Linked DNA regions of Homo sapiens: region 1 is linked to region 2. Evidence: chromatin contacts called from ENCODE Hi-C or POLR2A ChIA-PET data. All regions are on one chromosome and are shown on one strand. The core of a region is the stretch at or near the end of the contact, and the rest is flanking DNA. Distances in the headings are between cores, read along the strand shown.

Region 1 (7,116 bases), core at 631-3,130, 330 kb after region 2:
TTTAGAGCGTTTTCTTTCCTATCTGCAGTCAGGCCGTGGCCTCCACATGGTGACGCTCTGATGGAATGGAATGTCGCCTCCTTCTTTGAAACCCAACCCTCCAGGCTCATCCTTGCCAAAAACCAGGAAGGGGTTAAATATTCCGGGCAGCGCCAAGTCAGATTATCTGTATTGGTTTGCTTCTACGCTATAAAAATGCATTTGGACACCTTTCTCAAATTCGGGGTTGCTTTCTCTTAATTTCTATAGCCATTTCACAAGGCCTGTAATGACAGGCCAGCTAAAGTGCATGGAAGGCATCATGAATAAATCCTTTCAGGAATTCCATTAAGGGAAGACTGGATTCCAACCAAGTGCTAGTGACTTGATCCAACCTGCTAGAACAGGGAGGGGAGGCAGCCCGGTTAAAGGCAGAGTGTGGAGATCCTGTGGCTAGGGGTTTTGAGAGGGGCAGATGCTCAGGCTGAAGGGGGATGGATAGTTCCCTAGCATAAGTGAGTTACTTTTGTGCTTCTTTGAGGCTGTTGTGCTAAAGTGGGCTTTCTTGTGGGCCCACAGGACATTTCTTTTAGTCCTTTGCCTTTAATGGAGGTGACAGCTGACCCCTGGTGCAGTGTCGTGGCCCCAGGCCACTTGCAGGGATGGCTTGCTTGAGGCTGGGGCATTGACAAAGAGTCTGCCTTGGAGAATTCAGAGGACTGGAGAACCCTTCTCTTCCCCGCTGGGGCCAGTTCCTAGGTTCTCAGTGGCCCCCAGGTGGGTGGGCTACCACTCAGGCCCTGAGGGGTAGCACTCCTTTGGTGATGAGGTCTTCTGGAACAGTTCTGACCCCTCTGCCTTACAGGGCCCCAAAGAGGCTTTGAAAAAATTTTGAGAATGGACCAACTCTCACAGCAGATTCATGAGAGTTGAATGTTTAGCCGCCATGTGCAAGACCAAAGGGGTTTGCTACTTTCTTGGACAGGCTTCATATCCAAGGGGTCTAGATGCTCCCCTCCAGCCAGCACATTTTCTCCCTGTGAGCACGTTGCAAGGGAAACCAAACCCTCACCAGCTTGGGCCTGGGATCTGGGTGTGTGACTCCTTAGTGTGGCGTTGTTAGCGGTGGCAGCCTCCCTGGACAAGGCTCAGATGGCTCTGCCAACATTGGCCTTGGGGTCTGCTTTTCTCTTTGCCACCCTCAGATTGGCAGGTTCTTTATTTGGACATGTTAATACTTTGTCATTTTCCCAGAGAGTGCTCCTGTTCTTGAACCATCTGGCCCCTTCAGTGCAACTCTGTAGGACTGTGCTCTGCTCCGTGGGGGTTGGTGTCACTGTTTAACTGCTGGAGGATGTTCTTACCACAATCGTTTTCACCTGCATGGTGGGTGCCCCCCTGCCTTCCTCTACTGCCTTGAATAGGCTTGTATCTTGAAAAGTTCACGTTCTCAAATGGAGGCCCTCCCTATAAACCAGAACCTAATCCACCAGTCCAAGAAATCACCAAAGGTGACATTTTGCTGAACATGACACCGTTTCTTTTGTTTATAAATTGGCAGGAAGAAAAATGTTTAGTAACCATACACCTGCTCTTTCTGAGTTCAGTTCTAGAATCAACAGATTAGCTATGAACAAAGAAAACCATGTGGGTCAGATTAAATATATCCTGAAGGACTAAACCGTAAAACTAGGGATTTGTCATGGAGGTGCATTCATCAAACTCAGTTGATGAAGTTCCAACACCTGCATAGGAAACTTACTCTCAAATACAATGTACCCAGTGCCGACTGTTTTTGCTCACATTGTGAAAAAACGCAAAAAGATGGGTTTTCAGTCATGAGTGGTGGCGGGTGGGCCTGCAGGGATCCAGTCTGACCTGCAGCCAAGAGTTTCACTTCCCACTTTGTCAGCTGTGTGCTGTTTGTCACCTCCGTGCTCTGTGGGGTAAATGGCATTTGGTGTCAAAAGTAAGACACACCAGGGTGACTTCAGGGCTGTGATTACATCCAGCTGAGACCTATATTTAGAGTCCAAATCTTGGAGCCAAAAGGAGTCGTGCTGCCGTAGCCCGCCCTCCTGCCCCGTGGAGGGAGCCTTCTTGCACCATTTCTGACAAGGGACAGCCAGCTTCTGTCTGAGCACTTCCAGCAACCAGGAACTGACACCTCCCAGGCAGCCGGGCTATGTTTGCACAACCCTCATTCTTAGAAAATGCTTCTGTCTGTTGAGCTGCAATCTGTATTTGAGCAATGTTCATTTGTGGATCCAGGTTCTGTTTTTTGAAACTCCGTAGACCAAGTTAATCTTGGTCTTGAAATAAGCTCACAAATCAAGGGGAAAAGCCCAGCCAAGTACAGAACAATAACCAAATACATTACAATCCAGAGCTACCTTGAGAGGAGGAAATAAGAAGCACATGGCCCTTGCAGGAAATGAGGTCAGAGTCCTGCTTTGGGAGGTGGGCATCACTGCGGCATCCGCAGGGTGCAGGTCAGTGGGCAGGCGCCCCTGCTGGAAGGTTCTTGCTGTCTGTAAACTGATAAGGGTGGAACCCGCTGGAAGGGCAGAACCTGAGTCACGTTCTTTCTGTTTCTTTTACTGTTATAAGGCAACTTGGTGCCTTCCAACCAAAAAAGTCCCCCTCTCTGATATCTCAACTGCCTGTCTTGAAAGTGAACCTTTTGGCAGGAGTTTTTATGGGATTTCTCAGTTGTTATTTCTCTCCTCCCACTGTTTTGGGAGAAGTGTTTTTTTTTGTTGTTGTTGTTTTAATTAAAAATAACTGGTGTTTACTGAGCAAATCGTGTTTGCTTTATTTGGCGCTTTGCCTCATTAAGCCTTTGGGGAGCAGCATGGGACACACATCAGTATGGGCATCTTCTCCAGAAGGGAAGGAGGGTGGAGGGGGAACGAGGGCCTGCCCAGGACCGCTGGCAGGTAGGGGGCAGGTCCAGGACTGGACTTAACACCTGGAGTCCCAACTCCCTGCCTCTATAAGCGCCACTGAGAACTCATCTCTTTGCAATCGCTCAGACCCAGATAATAAAATAAGCTGGGTTGAGTTTTCCTTACCCAAGACATAAACCCCAAACCCTGCTGACAATGAGGAGCTACAAAAGGCCTCTCCTCCTCCTGGGGCACGTGTTCCGGGAATTCTTTCATGGATGCAGGTATGGGGGCATCTTTGGCCTCTGTCCTTTGTCTGGAGCTCCCCGCACCTGGCTGGGGGCTGCACTGGACACCTCTGCCCACCCTGGCCCTGGGGTTATCAGGCCACCTGGCCTCCACCCAGACGTTCCCTCCCAGGGCGGGATTCATCCTGGCCCGTGGTGATGTGCAGGCTCCCGGAAGGCCGGGCTCTGCCCACTAAGTGTCAGCTCTAACGCAGGCTCTCCATACTGAGTAAAAAAGCCCGTCCTTTCTCTGGCTGGTGCAGGTGCTGACTCTGCAGGCCTGTGGACGCAGGGTGACGTTCGCGCTCTTGCCCGAGCTCAACGCCCGGGAGAAAACAGCGCTGCCGGAGCCCCTCGCGCGCGCAGGTGCGGGCGGGGCGGGTGCGCGCTGCCGCGCGTGTGCAGCGCCCGCCCATCCGCCGCCACCGCCCGCGCCGGGGTTACTACCGGTCAACGCTCGCTAGTAACCTCCGCGGCGGAGCGGCGGCGCGGGGAGCGGCGCGATTGGCTGCGGGCGCCCCGCGCTGTTGCCAAGCGCGAGGAGGCAGCTGCAGCCCCGAGCGGGGTCGCAGCCTCCCTGGGACAGGGGCGGCCCTATGCATAGGGGATCACCCGGGCCATGCAAATCCCGGCGCCCCGCGCGTGCTGGTGTTCTCCTCCCCAGGTCCAGGAACACCGGTCCAGGAAGCCTGAGAGCGCTGGCAGTAGGAAGGGTCGCCAGTGTGGACCTGAGGGTGGAGGTGTTGCCACCCGGGGCGGCCTGCGCTCCATTCAGGCTTGAGCGGTGACTGGGAGACCCCGGGAATGGAAATGGCGCTCAAATGCTGGTGTGGTGTCCGCAGGGGAACGGCCCGCGGGTGTGTGGAGTCTGCGCCCCTGTGGCTTCAGCTGCGTCGGGGGACTGCGGGAATCTTCCAGACTCCAGTTTAAATCAGAGAGGTGTGTCCACGAAAAGAGTCAAACTAAAACATTTAAAGAGATTTATCCTGAGTGACCATGGCCCGTGACACAGCCTCAGGAGACCAGGAGAACACGTGCCCAAAGGGGTCGGGAACAGCTTGGTTTCATACTTTTAGGGAGACGTAAGACAGTGATCAATATTTAAGATGTACATTGGTTCCGTCTAGAAAGGTGGGACAGCCCAAAGGGGGACTTCCAGGTTATAGGTAAATTTAAATTTTTTTCTAATTGGTTAAGTTATTATCGATAGAAAGGGATGTCTGGGTTACGATACGGGGCTGTGGGGACCTAGGTTGTATCATGCGGATGAGGCCTCCAGGCAGCAGGCTTGAGAGAGAACAGACTGTAAATGCTTCGTATCAGACTTAAGGTCTGTGTTGATGTTAATGTTACAGGCTACGATAAGGCATGTCAGACGGACCGCCACTTCCCGTCATGGCCTGAACCAGTCTTTCAGGGGAAATTTTAGAGTGCCCTGGCCAAGGAGGGAGTCCATCCCCATGGTTCAGGGGGCCTTTGAATTTTATTTTTGATTTACAGGTCTTTACTTCAGGTGGCACAATTTTCCTAGGAGACAGTTGATTTTTGATTCCTTATAAAACGTGCTGGTTTTGTTTTTAGCTGACAGTGTGGGGTGAAGCTGTAAGGGAGCCAGGGCCTCCTGGGGTTGATCCAAGCATGTCTGAGCCTTCTCTGGGGTCAGCACTGAAAAGTGGCCAGGGTGGGGTTTGGAACCTTGGAATTGCCCTTGGGAATCTGCAGCGTTGGCTCCGCTAAGCCGGCTGGAATCCGGAGATCATGCGGCAAGGTCACGCTTCCCGGCTGCCTGCCGAGTCACTTCTACCCTAGGCAGGTTAGAGGCAAGGACAGATGACAGCTGAACTTTACGGAGTGTTTTCCAGGGCATCTATTACAGTTTTGTGTGTGTGAACCCAAAAGTGTGATAACAAACATCATTTCCATCAGCTGTACTGTGTTTGAGTATCCGCAAGGCCTGGGGCCACCTCAGTGGAGTCGGAGGTGCCACGCTTTGCTGTCTCTGGAGACCAGGGCCTTCTCTAGACACCCGGCGGGACTAGTTCCTTTGGGCATAATTTAGGTGTTTTGTGAAATGTTAAACATTGTCTTTCAGACGCTTTGCTCAACCTTTTGGGCTCCTGACCAAATGCAAAGAGACCCAAGGGCTTGCTTTTCCTTGCACTCTTGGGTTTTCATTGCCTGCTTGCTTATTTGATTTTGTGACTGTGGAGCTGGCATTTCTGTAAGCCCATATAGAAATTACAGTTTCCAAGCCTAAACCCACTAAGCCAACAGGGGCACACAGGAAACCAGAGATGGTGGTGGATGAAAACCTTTGCAACAAGAAGGAAGGGTACATCTATGATAACTATGGTGTTACATTACTAAAAACAGTAAGGATGAGTGTCACTAACATGAGAATGTACTCTACACAAAAGTCTGGTGAAAAAGGGAGGAGCCCTTTCACTAAGTTTCATATTTATCAGCACTCACGTTAAGAATTACAGCAGAAGCTGCAGGTTTCCTGTTTCTGAAGACCTGCGAATGAGTTTGTCCAGAAAATGGCCGTGTCCTGAATGGTGTGAGCAGGAGGCCATCCAGCCTTGTGCCTCTAGGCCTCCTCCCCTTCAGTTGTCATAAATGTGCCATGTGCCCCTGCCCAAACCCAGCAGCCTTTCTCTGAATTTCATCTGGTTTAGAGAGGAAAATGGGCAGCATCATTTTGTCACCTTCTCTCTTCCCAGGGGCGTTCTGTGCTTCTTGAGAACTATACCTCAATATCTGAGTTGGCTAAGTCTCTAGAATATGAATTTCAAAGAGCTTAGCCTGGCCAGCAGGGCTCTCTTGGAGCCCTTTTTCTCTCCCAGCCCTGCGTCTCCGCAGCCACTCCCCATGGGCTAGCCAGGCTGAACTGCCAGTCATTCTAGCATTTGTGCTTTCTTTGGGCCACTCTCTCTACCAAGAACCCACCTCATCTCCCCAGGCTAGGGGAAGCCTTCCTTCATTCACCCTTAACCCTGTGGCCAGGAGAGTCTTTCTTGGTTACTCTTCGTACTCCTCTGCCCCTACGATCATGGGATTATGGCACTCAGCATGGGATTTTGTGCTTCTCTTCTGAGCTTCCAAAATTACCCCTGCGTCTCAGCTGCCCAGCCAGTGCCTGGCTCAGAGCTGGCATGCAAATGAATGAATGGAATCACAAAAAGCTAAATCACAGTAGAAGAGCCTATACTTTTACCCTCAAAGACAGCTTGGTAGAGAGGAGAAGTAGAGAGGAAAACCAAGAGCCTTGAGATGCTGGGCTGTTTTGATCTTCCCTTGCTGTGTCAAACCCATGAGCCACCTCTGACTAAGCTTCACGCAGGTGGTTTCTGAGGGCTGTTTCTTTGGCCGCACAGCACCGTGGATGGACAGAGGGGTGGCTGGGGAATGGTAAGAGCCTGGATTCTGGGTCAAGCAGCCTACTCTTGAATGCCAGCTCCACCTCTTCTTAACCATGTGACCCTGGGCCTCAGTTTTTGCATCTGCAGAACAGGGCTGATCCAAGTGCCAAACTCAGGATTGGAGTGAGGAATAGCAGAGGTCATCACTACAGCCAGGGCTGGCACACAATAGTGCTCAAGGTATTTTAATGTTACAGGTCAAATTTTGCTAAAAATTGATTTTCGTGTTCCTGGTTTCATGAAGGCAAATACTCCTCTTTCTAATAATAATAGTATTAGCTTGGTATTTATTAGTCTGTGAGCAGTAACTTACTCTGTCTTCACAGCAACCCTGCGGTCAGGTTTTCTACCCATTCTTTTTGAGGGAGGAAGATGCTGTGGCCGGAAGCAGTGAGGGCCTTTGCTTGGGCATCACAGAGAGTGCCATCTCTTACACAAAATGGGGATTTCGAATCTCAACACTCTGAGCTCTGTGCTTTCCCCCAAGACAGGCTACATGCTCCCTGGAGTTGTCCTCCAAGAGAATCTTTGTATGGTTCC
Region 2 (7,177 bases), core at 1-2,500:
TCCTGAGATAGTGAGGTCTGTCAGGGGCAGTGGGGAAGATGACAAGGGATACATGAAAGGAAGGGAGGGTTTGAAAAGAACTGAAAAGCACTCTCCAAAACATTCTGACAGCTGATTTCAAAGTCTCAGAAGATGCAGCCGTGGGCCTCATAGAAGGCGCTTATACATCACGGCCGTTGCTCATGCTTGGGTTAAAAAAGGTCTCCCTTACAGCCAGGGCTCAGGATCCCTAGGCAGCTGGGGGTTGGCCCCCGGGGCTCAGAGGTTAACCCTCTTCCTCTCACAGATGGGCCTAGCGGTGGGAGCGTTTGTGGCAAGCTGCAGAAATGAGATGCGAGAGAGAGAGCCCGTCCTTCAGAGTCCACGACAGCACAAAGGAAATGGCCGTGGGTGTTTCGGGTTTAGCTGTCTTTGTTCCTACACGTTTATGTTACCTGCAAGTGGAAATTCACCGGCACATCCTCTCAAAAATTATATTTTGTGTAAAAATATTTAAGCACTAAATGAACCTCTGAGAGTCGGGATAGCGCTTCCTTGGAGGGGGGAAAGTTTGGGGAGGAGGGCACGGGGGCTCCCTTCCTTGGAGGGGAGAAAGTTTGGGGAGGAGGGCATGGGGGCTCCCTGAGGGCCAGTCATGCTGTTCTTGGTGTGGGTGGCAGTGACACAGGCGTTTGCTTAGGGACAACTGTGCTGTTCTGACTTAAGTGCCAGCCTGTGGAAGCGCCCACTGACTCAAGATTAGATAATCTCCCCGTCTCTACTTAAAAAAGTACAAAAAATTAGCTGGTCGTAGTGGCGGGCGCCTGTACTCCCAGCTACTCAGGAGGCCGAGGCAGGAGAATGGCGTGAACCTGGGAGGCGGAGCTTGCAGTGAGCCGAGATTACGCCACTGCACTCCAGCCTGGGTGACAGAGCGAGACTCCGTCTCAAAAAAATAAAATAAAATAAAATAAAGATTAGATAATCTGAGCACCAATAAAAATAATCACTGCGGTGAATTCAGAACATTAAATACTAAGATCCAGGAGTTCTTTGTGATTTTTAAATATGATCTTAGAGAAAGTATAGGGGAGATGACCACGAGTCTTGTCCTTATTTTGCTCATTCATTCACCCAAGAGCGAAGAAAACCCAACTACTGGGCCCCGGACTTCCAGAGAGGTCATGGATCCCTGCTGAGGGCCCCTGGAGGGGCTCAGGAAGCCCCCAAAACACCACCCGCCTGCCTCTGGGACGTGGGGCAAGGCCACCCTCTGGGTACAATGGCAAGGTTGATGACTCATCTCTGGCACCTCCAAGGTCCTGTTCTGGCCTGTCTCCCAGCCACTGAGGAATCCATCTTCTGCGTGCCCTCTGCCCACCCACCCACTCTTTTGTCCAGAATTCTTCCTCATCCCCCTCCTACTCCAAATCAAAATCTTCCCAACTCTCCCTCCACCTGTTCATTTGGAAATGTCAAAAAAAAGTAAGGGCCGGGAGCAGTGGCTGACGCCCGTAATCCCAACATTTTGGAAGGCCAAGGTGGATGGATCGCTTGAGCCCAGGAGTTCAAGACCAGCCTGAGCAATGTGGTGAAACCCCATCTCTACCAAAAATACAAAAATTAGCCAGTCTCATAACAAATTAGCTGGTCTCAAAATAAATAAATAGATAGATAAAAATTTTAAAATCAATTTTAAAAAATGTAATAAAAAGAGTAAGGATCTGTAACATGGCCCTTCACCTGAGGGGCTGGCCTCTCCACAGCTGAAACCACACACTTGCCACCACCTGCTCTGAGCGGACGTCCCAGAGCGGGAGAAGGGGGAGAAAGGGAGTGCGGTGTCCACGGGGGACACTACAATGTTCATTTCTCTCTGATTACAAAAGGAATAAACATTCACTGCAAAAAAGTAAAAGGCTTTGGAAACGTGTCACGTGGAAAGTGAAAGTTCCCCGTGACTGGGTGGTGACGAGAGCAGAGGTTCTGTACCAAAGGGGAGTCTTACATCATGTTCCTCTCTTTCGATAATTTTTCTTGAAATGATTTGCCAACCTCTCAACGTGTAAAGCGTCCCTGATTAGAAAGTCTCCCATGTCCTTGGTGAATAGGATAAACTGTGTAAACACAACACCACACATGACTCCTTTGTGGGGTGAGGAACATAATTTGACATTTGTAAATGGAACTCTCTGGACGTTAACCAAGTGCTTGGGCTAACTTCTTCAAAGGGCAGAGGAGCAGCAGGTCACTGACAGATGACCAGATGAACACCTCCCCAGCCACCACGATGGTACCTTGGAGATCCCTGATATGATAATAGTGCTTTTCTTCCGTGGCGACTTGAGTTTCAGCTTTGAAGATTCACTGAGCTGTCGAATGGCCACTTCAGCCACTGGATCCGAACCATTCAACACCAACAATTCTACCAGAAGGAAGGCAGTGTTAAGTTCATCAGCAAAAATTAAAGACTTCCATGGGAACTTCCAGGGATAATGGAAATGGTCGATAAGCAATGGTTAGCAGATATTTTCTAAAAGGGGCCAAAGGGTCAATTGTTTAGGCTTTGTTGGTGGTCTCTGCAACAACTTCTCAATGCAGCTTTTATAGAGTGAAACCAGCTAGAGACCACAGGTAAATAAATGAGCATGGCTGGGTTTCAGTAAAACTTTATTTACAAAAACAAGTGACGGGCCAGATTTTTCCTATGGGCCATAGTTTGCTGTTTGCTGACCCCTGGTCTACAGCTTGATTCCCTGGGTGGTTACAAGATACTCACTGAAGTGTCTGCTTAAGATTCACCGATTTTATTTATTTAAGTTATACCTGAATAGAGTTGATGGAAAATGGCAAAAGCAAGCAAACAACAAAAAAAAAATATCTAACCCTTTGGAAGATTTTGAACTTTGAAAGGCAAGGTAGTGACTCCTTTTCCCTCCCAAGAGTGCCTAAATACATAGAATAGTAACTAGAGCTATGAAGGGCCAGTTAATAAAAGCACCTCCTTCCCCAGGTTAATAACAACACACACCAGCCAACATCAATAGAATGCTTACGGCAAACCAGGTGCTGTTCAGAGACAGAGCTCTGTGCACATTCTCTCATTTACTCCTATTCCACACCCCATGAGCAGGTCCTTCCTTTTATCCCATTTGACCATTGAGGAGTATGTCCAGCAGCCAGGAGGCCCCAGAGCTGAGATGACCAGCAGGTCTCTCTGACTCAGAGCTGATGCTTGTAACTTACACTTTCCTGCTCAGGTAAAGTCAAAATGGCAAAGCTATTAAAGTAGCAGGATGGTAAAAGGAACTTCTGTCTCGGTTTTGGCCATGGCCTGAGGCTTACAGATGCTGCATTTCCAAAGGGAGTCAAGATAAGACCACAGAGGCCAAGAACCGGTGACAACAGTGACACTGGGGAATAATAAATAGATACTTGGTCTTCCTCCCTGGTTCCTGGCACAGAGAACAAAAAAAAAAATCCTTTGAATTCCAGAGCCACGGAGCTGGGGCATCCTTCTCATTCCTAATAAGCCCCTGCACCCCATCCGAGTGAATGCTAATGAGGACGGGCACTGGATGTCAGAGGCACCAACCCTGTGGTTAGAAGGCTGGAACTTTCTGCCCTCCTCTCGCCTGTGGGGAAGGGAAAGGGGCTAGAGATTGAGCTCAAATCACCAAAGGCCAATAAGTGAATCAATCATGCCTACATACCTACTTATAGAAGCACCATAAACCCCCTAAATGACAGGGCTCAGGGAGCGTCCAGGTTGTGAACCAACGCATGCACGTACTGGGAAAGGGGCGACTCCACGGAGATCAAAGCTCCCACACTCAGGACCCTCCCAGACTGTGCCCTGAGCCCCTTCATCTGGCTGTGCATTTGTGTGATAATAAACTGGTAAACCCAAGTAAAGTGTTTCTCTGAGTTCTGTGAGCCATTATAGCAAATTACGGAACCCGAGGAGTGTGTCATGGAAACCCCAATTTGTAGCCAAGTGGGACAAAAGTGTGGTAACCTGGGGACCCACTATTTGCACCTGACATCTAAAGTGGAAGGGTGGTTTTGTGGGGCTGAGCCTTTCACCTGTGGGATCTGAGCTAACTCCAGGTAATGCCAGAATTGAATTAAATTGTAGGACACCCAGTTGGTGTCTGCAGAGAAACAGAAAATTGCTTGCCATAGAAAATCTACACATTTGGCGTCAGGAGTGTTGTGAGTAGAGGAACAGATTTTTGTTTAGCCACTGACCCACACTGAGAAGAGAGAAGTGCTGGAGAAAGGAGTTGGGGAGGACTCCTTAGGAGAAAGCTGTGCTGTAATTCCCAAAGCCACCAAGGGAGACGTGTCGGGAGCACGTCCTCCTCACGCCAGGCCCAGTGCTTCTGTTCAGTCCCCCGAGAGCCCGGTCCAGGTGCCAGGTGCAGCCTGCACCGTGGCAGGTGAGCCTGGGGGCCGGCTCCATGGACCATGCATCAGAACCCACAGTGGGAACATCAGCCTAGGTCTTTTAAGAGGGATCCTGCCCACGTGACAGGACCCCGCAGCATGGGCAGTGGGGGCACTGCCAGGGGAAGAAACTGAGGAAGGGGCATCAGGGGCAGCGGCAAAAGCATCAGCGGCATTAGTACCAGAGCGGCTCCAGCTCAAATAAGGGCTGGGCAAAATGAGGCTGGGATCCCCTGGGCTGCACTCCCAGGAGGTGAGGTGCCCTTACTCACAGGGTGAGCTAGGAGGTCGGCACAAGACACAGGTCACAAGGACCCTGCTGATAAAACAGGATGTGGTAAAGAAGCCGGCCACAACCTACCAAAACCAAGACGGCAATGAGAGTGACCTCTGGCTGTCCTCACTGCCGATGATACACTGAGGATAACGCATTAGCATGCTAAAAGACACTCCCACCAGCACCATGACAGTTTGCAACTGCCATGGCAAAGGCAAGAAGTTACCCTACGTGGTCTGAAAAGGGGAGGAATGCTCAGTTCTGAGAAATCGCCGCCCCTCGTAGAAAACTCGTGAATAATCCACCACTTGTTTAACATATGATCAAGAAAGAACCAGAAAAAGAGCCAACCAGCAGCCCGTACGGGTTCTCTGCCTACAGAGTAGCCATTCTTTTATTCCTTTACTTTCTTAATAACTTGTTTTCAATTTACTCTGTGGACTCGCCCCGAATTCTTTCTTGCACCAGATCCAAGAACCCTCTCTTGGGGTCTAGATCAAGATCCTTTTCTGGTAACGAAAGGAGGGGCAGGGCCTGCGTCCCAGAACTGCAGGTGGGGGACCCAGCGGGGTAGTATCCAAAAAACCATAAAACCTCCCACAAGAGGAGGAGGCAGTTATGAACTTTCACCAGGCTGAGAATCCAACACCATGTTAAGACAGTGCCCCTCCAGTGAGAACTTTCCACTCCCCTGACTGCCCCACCTTGCCCAGTTGTTGACCTGGGCAAGGTCAGACACAGGACTCAGCGAATGTGGGAGAGCTAAGCAAGAAGGAAGCATCCATTGCCCCTGAGAGCAGGTCACGAGGAGGCAAAGGGAGAAAGTTAATCCCCAAATTTAGATTGCGCAGTGATTTAATGAGTCAGTAAGACATCTCTTCAAAAAGTCTATTACCTGAAACTGACCATAAAATAGGGAATTTGCATTTCCTATTCGTAGTGACCATTTCCTAGTGGAAGGGAAAACTACTTCTACTAAGCTGGTGTAAGCAGAAAGTGGTGAATAAAATTAAAGTGACGGTGAGGACGATGTCCTGAGTCCTACTTATTTGCTATTAATGTAGCTAGCGTGTTGTGCAAGAGAAAAATGAACAGAAAATTTAAAATGTAAAGTCTCAGTTGGCTTTTTATTTTGTTAAAGCATTCCCTAAAATGTAGCAGGAATATGAATGCCGCTCCTGGTCTCTGATCAATTTGGAGTTCCCTTTTCTCCCTCTCCTTCACTCATCACTCATTAACAAAACAAAAGCAAATCAAAACTTTTTTTTTTTTTTTTTTTTTTTAAGAGACAGGGTCTCGCTCTGTCACCCAGGTTGGAGTGCAGTGGTGCAATCTCGGCTCACTGCAACCTCTGCCTCCCAGGTTCAAGCGATTCTCCTGCCTAAGCCTCTTGAGTAGCTGGGATTACTGGCATGCGCCACCACGCCCAGCTAATTTTTGTATTTTTAGTAGAGATGGGGTTTTGCCATGTTGGCCAGGCTGGTCTCAAATTCCTGACCTCAAGTGATCCACCCGCCTCAGCCTCCCAAAGTGCTGAGATTACGGGTGTGAGCCACCACACCAGGCCCAAAACAACTTTTTCCAAATTCTGAAAGGAAAATACTTCATATCAGAACAGCCCAAAAGGCCCAAAGGTGCTAAGAGGGAGAGCGACGTGGGCGTGTCTCAGTTACCTGTGTCTGAAGAAGAGAGTGTTTTGCTGACGGGGGCGCTGCGGCAGGCGATGGCCTGGACAGAGATGTCCTTCTCGATCACCTTCACCTTGATGGGAGTCTTCACCGGAGAATCTGCCAGAGGAAGATCCTGATTACAAAAGCGGCCCCGTGGCTGACTGGATCAACAGTTACCGAAAAGTGAAAGGACAGCCCTCACTGCAACTCTGGTGTGTGCAGTTGGTAAAGGCAAAGCTTAACGAAAGCTGTTTTGAGGGGAGGAGGGGCAAGAGTGGTGTCTGGAGTCCAGGTTGAAATAAAATTTCAGAAACATTTTAACTAAGCCAGAATTTCCCATTCTATTTTGCATCCCTGAACTGTGCCAACTCATGCACTCTGGGAGGATAATGCTTTTGCCCAAGCAGAGATGCAGTATGAATTTTGAGAAATAAAGCATACGCTTATACAGAAACTTCTGTCTCCAAGGCAGTGCCTGTGGAGACAGGTACAGAATTCAGCTGGATCTCAAATGACAGTCCGTCAAGCCTTCTAGCAAACGATTTTTCACAGAAGAAAGTCTACAAGGACCACTCACTTTGAATTTTTCAAGAAAAAAGCGTGTGCTGTCCCCACATACAGGTAATAGAGTTCGTGTTTTGTTTTGTTTTGTTTTTGCTTTTTTCTTTGAAATTTGCTCTTGTTGTCCAGGCTGTAGTGCAATGGTGTGATCTCAGCTCACTGCAACCTCTGCCTCCTGGGTTCAAGCAATTCTCCTGCCTCGGCCTCCAGAGTGGCTAGGACTCCACGCACGTGCCACCAC

Evidence for each region. A loop is a pair of places that touch in the nucleus more often than their neighbours do. ChIA-PET counts read pairs that join two places held with the same protein, here RNA polymerase II (POLR2A). Pooled maps may share reads with other maps.
Region 1: a pooled map shows a loop between it and region 2 (13-fold over the local background). The contact joins two enhancer-like sites. A Hi-C loop is called at or near these places in 3 of 50 pooled maps. POLR2A ChIA-PET finds 5 or more read pairs at or near these places in 2 of 52 experiments (CD8-positive, alpha-beta T cell and activated T-cell).

The regions. Positions count from the first base shown.
Region 1 is chr21:42,231,296-42,238,411 of GRCh38, forward strand. All of the region lies in intron 2 of ABCG1 (ATP binding cassette subfamily G member 1), which reads left to right. Among named protein-coding and RNA genes, the nearest start is that of ABCG1, 16 kb to the left of the region's middle. RefSeq lists silencers at 3,422-3,621, 3,632-3,701 and an enhancer at 5,974-6,023. Within about 2 kb of position 1,881, at least 36 of the 41 ENCODE cell types and tissues checked have a DNase peak (open chromatin) inside an H3K27ac peak, as active enhancers do.
Region 2 is chr21:41,899,346-41,906,522 of GRCh38, forward strand. It overlaps C2CD2 (C2 calcium dependent domain containing 2), which reads right to left. Exons shown (of 14, transcript NM_015500.2): 11 at 6,379-6,492; 12 at 2,277-2,404; 13 at 1-17. Among named protein-coding and RNA genes, the nearest start is that of PRDM15, 24 kb to the left of the region's middle. RefSeq lists an enhancer at 1-237. Within about 2 kb of position 1,251, at least 3 of the 41 ENCODE cell types and tissues checked have a DNase peak (open chromatin) inside an H3K27ac peak, as active enhancers do.